Linked DNA regions of Homo sapiens: region 2 is linked to region 1. A link is an interaction called in ENCODE POLR2A ChIA-PET data of the cell type or tissue named here. Cell type or tissue: Caco-2. All regions are shown on one strand. Region 1 overlaps LRBA (LPS responsive beige-like anchor protein). Region 2 overlaps LRBA (LPS responsive beige-like anchor protein).

Evidence for each region. ChIA-PET counts read pairs that join two places held together with the same protein. Peaks named below come from ENCODE experiments on the same cell type or tissue, not always from the same donor. Only the 100,000 strongest peaks of a DNase experiment are listed, where the experiment ranks them.
Region 2: POLR2A ChIA-PET joins it to region 1 with 5 read pairs; 3 of 35 experiments call an interaction of 5 or more read pairs at or near these places.

Annotation. Positions count from the first base shown.
Region 1 is chr4:150,862,068-150,864,567 of GRCh38, forward strand. The region is part of intron 22 of LRBA (LPS responsive beige-like anchor protein); the gene reads right to left. Among named protein-coding and RNA genes, the nearest start is that of LRBA, 150 kb to the right of the region's middle. In Caco-2, no CTCF peak of the experiment used is centred here; a DNase peak (open chromatin) is centred at 1,534.
Region 2 is chr4:150,935,494-150,937,993 of GRCh38, forward strand. The region is part of intron 2 of LRBA (LPS responsive beige-like anchor protein); the gene reads right to left. Among named protein-coding and RNA genes, the nearest start is that of LRBA, 79 kb to the right of the region's middle. In Caco-2, no CTCF peak of the experiment used is centred here; no DNase peak of the experiment used is centred here.

The DNA of each region.
Region 1 (2,500 bases):
TTACACTGTTGGTGGGACTGTAAACTAGTTCAACCATTGTGGAAGACAGTGTGGCAATTCCTCAAGGTTCTAGAACTAGAAATACCATTTGACCCAGCCATCCCATTACTGGGTATATACCCAAAGGATTATAAATCATGCTGTTATAAAGCACATGCACACGTATGTTTATTGCAGCACTATTCACAATAGCAAACACTTGCAGCCAACCCAAATGTCCAACAATGATAGACTGGATTAAGAAAATGTGGCACATGCACACCATGGAATACTATGCAGCCATAAAAAAGGATGAGTTCATGTCCTTTGTAGGGACATGGATGAAACTGGAAACCATCATTCTCAGCAAACTATCACAAGGACAGAAAACCAAACACTGCATGTTCTCACTCATAGGTGGGAATTGAACAATGAGAACACTTGGACACAGGAAAGGGAACATCACACACTGGGGCCTGTCATGGGGTGGGGGAGAGGGAAGGGTAGCATTAGGAGATATACCTAATGTAAATGACAAGTTAATGGGTGCAGCACACCAACATGGCACAGGTATACATATGTAACAAACCTGCACGTTGTGTACATGTACCCTAGAACTTAAAGTATAATTTAAAAAAAAAAAAAAAAGTCCAGGTGCAGTCACGCACGCCTGTAATCCTAACACTTTAGGAGGTGGAGGTGGGTGGATCCCCTGAGCTCCGGAATTCAAGACTAGCCTGGGCAACGTGGTGAAACCCTGTCTCTACTAAAAATACAAAAAAATTAGCTGAGTGTGGAGGTGCACACCTGTTGTCCCAGCTACTCGCCAGGCTGAGGCAGGAGAATCGCTTGAACCCAGGAGGTGGAGGTTTCAGTGAGCCAAGATTGCACCACTGCATTCCAGCCAGGGTGACAGAGCAAGACTCTGTCTCATTTAAAAAAGACACACACACACACACACACACATTCTAACCGGGTGTGTGGCTCATGCTTATAATCCCAGCACTTTCAGAGGCCCAGGCGGGGGGCCACTTGAGTCCAGGAGTTGAAGACCAGCCTGAGCAACACAGTAAGACCTCGTCTCTACAAAAAAACTAAAAAAGTAGCCAGGTGTGGTAGCACAAGTCTGTAGTCCCAGCTACTCAGGAGGTTGAGGTGAGAGGATCACTTGAGCCCAGGAGTTTGAAGTTGCAGTGAGCTATGAGCACACCACTACACTTCACCTGTCTCAAAAAATATTTTTTTTCCTTTCTCTATATCCTTATTCTAAAAGCTTTTTTCTCTTTTTAAAATTATATATTTTTCAAACTTTTTTGTTAGAAACTAAGACACAAGCCAGTCCCGGTGGCTCACCCCTGTAATCCCAGCACTTTGGGAGGCTGAGTCAGGCAGATCACCTGAGGTCAGGAGTTCGAGACCAGCCTGGCCAATATGGCGAAACACCGTCTCTACTAAAAATACAAAAATTAGCCAGTTGCAGTGGCAGGCAACTGTAATCCCAGATACTCGGGAGGCTGAGGCATAACAATCATTTGAGCCTGGGAGGCGGAGTTTACAGTGAGCCAAGATTGCGCCACTGCACTCTAGCCTGGGTGACAGGGAGACTCTTTTTCCTGAGCTTACACAGCTAATAATTACTATAAATCAGGATTCACACCCTGTCTCCAAAGTCCACATTCTTTCATTACTTACACAAACGGATTTGAAAACTGGATATAAATACTTAGTCATAAATGCTCACAAGCTCAAAACACCTGAGATATCACCTAATCCAACTCCTTTATTTTGTATATAGGGAACTCAAAAAGACTAATCTATTCATCCTAAATATCCTATTATTTTCTAAGATAGCAGTTCTCAAACTTTTTGGTCTCATGACACTTTATTTATTTATTTATTTATTTTATTTTTTGAGACAGAGTCTCGCTCTGTTGCAGGCTGGAGTGCAGTGGTACGATCTCGGCTCACTGCAACTCCACCTCCTGGGTTCAAGCGATTCTTCTGTCTCACCCTCACAAGTAGCTGGGACTACAGGCACTCACCACCACGCCCAGCTAATTTTTGTATTTTTAGTAGAGACAGGGTTTCACCATGTTGGCCAGGATGATCTCAATCTCTTGGCCTCATGATCCACCCACCTCAACCTCCCAAAGTGCTGGGATTACAGGCGTGAGCCACCGTGCCCGGGCAACACTTTACATTCTTAAAAAGTATTAAGGTCCCCAAAGACTCTTTATCTATGTGGATTATATCTACTACTGCTTATTATATTAGGAATTAAAACTGAGACCTTTTAGAACTATTAACCCACTTAAAAATAATAAACTCAATATATAATATAAATAACATTTTTTGAAAATGATTATTTTTCAAAACCAAACAATAACAAGAAGAGTGCCATTATTTCATATTTTTGTCAATCTCTTTAAAGTTTGGCTTCATAGAAGACAACTGCATTCTCATATTTGCTTTTGCATTCAATCTGTTGCATATATTGGTTTGGCTGAAGTATATAAAGAAA
Region 2 (2,500 bases), 73 kb after region 1:
CCTGTTTCTGGATGGGAATATTAAATCAGTTCAAGTTGTTAACTTTTCACAAATTAATCTATAAATTCAGCACATTACCATTAAAATTCCAATATGATTTTTTTCTGAAACTTATAGTGATTCTAATTTCTATCTGGGAATTAAATATATGAAAAAAGTGAAGGGAAATTCTATACAAAAAGAATACTAGAATCATTAAACAAATGGTATAACATAATTATTAAAACTGTATGGTACTAGACAGAAAATAATCTAATTAAAATAAAAGGTTGGTACAAATAACTTCAATATAGGATTAGAGTGTCATCACAAGCATTAAATGGAGCTATGAAATTTTCATTTTAAAAAATTAAGACTGAATCCTTATCTTACAAAATATGCCAAAATAAATTCTAGATAACTTAAAATATCAAAAGTTAAATTAGAAGCCACAAATATAAGAAATTCTCAAAGAGTACAAAACTCATTAAGCTGTAGAAATAAAAAGTGGTACAGAAATAAAGTATTTTCAATTTGGTGAAAAAAATGTTTAGGAAGACATGAACAGTCAATTCACAAAAAAAAAATCCAAATGACACTTGCAAAAAAAAAATACTAAATGAATTTAACTTTGTTTGAAATTATTAATGCTCAAAGTAGGTGAGAACAAGATTAAACAGATACTTTCATACACTCCTGTTGAAATATTTCCAGAAAGCAATATGGTAATACTAACTAAACATATAATTGTGTTAAGTCAAGACAATCTTTTATTAAATGTGAGGAATAACAATCAGCAGCAGATGCCAATGATTAAGAAAAATTAAGAGGAAAAATTCAAAACTGAGAAAATTAATTCCATGAACTTCAACCTGTAAATTTGGTAAAGATAATTTTTAATCAATTTTAGCAGTAGAAAGGTCTGGTCCAGGTCCAAGAACACCAGTATTCTCAGGAAGATAATTTAAAAGAATCCACACAGAAGAATGTAAAATTAAGGAGTGACAGAATCTTCAGACACAAGAAAACCTTCTTGTGGAAAAGAATTGCAGTGATTCAGAAAAGTAGCAGAAAAAAACAAAAATCTCTAAGGCCATACAAAACTAGTAATTCCATAATTATATAATGATTATAACTTCAAAATAACTTTTTAGTGAAAGGAAAGCTCAAAGAGAAAATATTTTATGAAAATCATCTAGATACAACAATAAAAAAGACAAACTCTTCAACAGTATTTTCTAGAAGACAGAAACTAAACCTTGTCCACTGAATACAATAAAGTACTTCTTACAACACCCACATACAATTGTACATCATTTCATATAAGGGAAACCAACCAATAAATCTGAAACAATTTACTGCCAAGAAGATAATGTCTGGAGAGAGTTTTAATAGTGTGAAATTTTCTTCTAACAATTACATATCCTCCATGCGATCTAAATTGGTCAAAAACCTCGTTACAACTAACATAAGAGACCTTACCTTCATCTTAATATTACTTACATCAATCATTCCTATAAGTAACCACCCTTTCAAGAAGCTATAGATTTTTGAAAGTAATTTCCAAAAAAAGCCCCAAATATTTCACCAGCTTTTAAACTGAGATTATAATGGTGAGAGCAATATCCAGACAGGTGTTTTAAATATTCCTCCATTGCTTTAAATACTATAAAATATGCCTTTCAAGGAGAAATTGATGGCAGAAATTTGTACATACAAATGTGTGGCATATTTGATATACTATATGTATGCATATCTATTATACCTAAAAAACATGCACAGGGTCTACAGTATGTCATGTTAACCCTTTCTAATAGTTATTTGAAGCTGATCAACCTTCAAAACACAAATTTGTTTCCAATGACAGGGATCATAATCCAGGTACAGGCATTGGCTAGTTATTATCTGAGCTGTAGTAATGGCTCTGCACTACAAAATGTAATCTTCCCAAATGTCACAGTAAGTTATGAATATCTGAGCAGCCTAATGCACTTTACTAGCCATGAAATGTGAAAATGTAATCTTATTACCTTTTTTATGGTTGTATTTTTTTGAATAATGTAGCATGGAAACTGATGTATAGTCTTTTTCTACATTTTAGCATGATTTGGTCTCCTTTGCTATATAGAACATTTTTCAAAACTCTCCATTTCAACATATTTTAGTCTTGGCCTGAACTTCATAAACAATTTTTATAGCAGCCTTCAGGGTGGCATAACATGCTTTCTATAGGTTATACTTTAATGCATAAGGTTATAGAAATTTTAAAGCAACTTATTCGAAGAATTCAAATAAACCTTTATAAGTTTTGTATGAGGACTTTAATTGAGCATGATTATTTTTCTTCTCAATAGTGATACTAATAAAATACTTTAAGCTGACATTAGTCACTAATCTAAATTACCTGTATATTCGGAAAATCTAAAGACCAAACATGGAGATCAAAAATAATTATCTTCTCTTCAAAAGATTAATACAACTGGAATACTGTGTGACTCACAGAAAATTCAAATACTTCAAA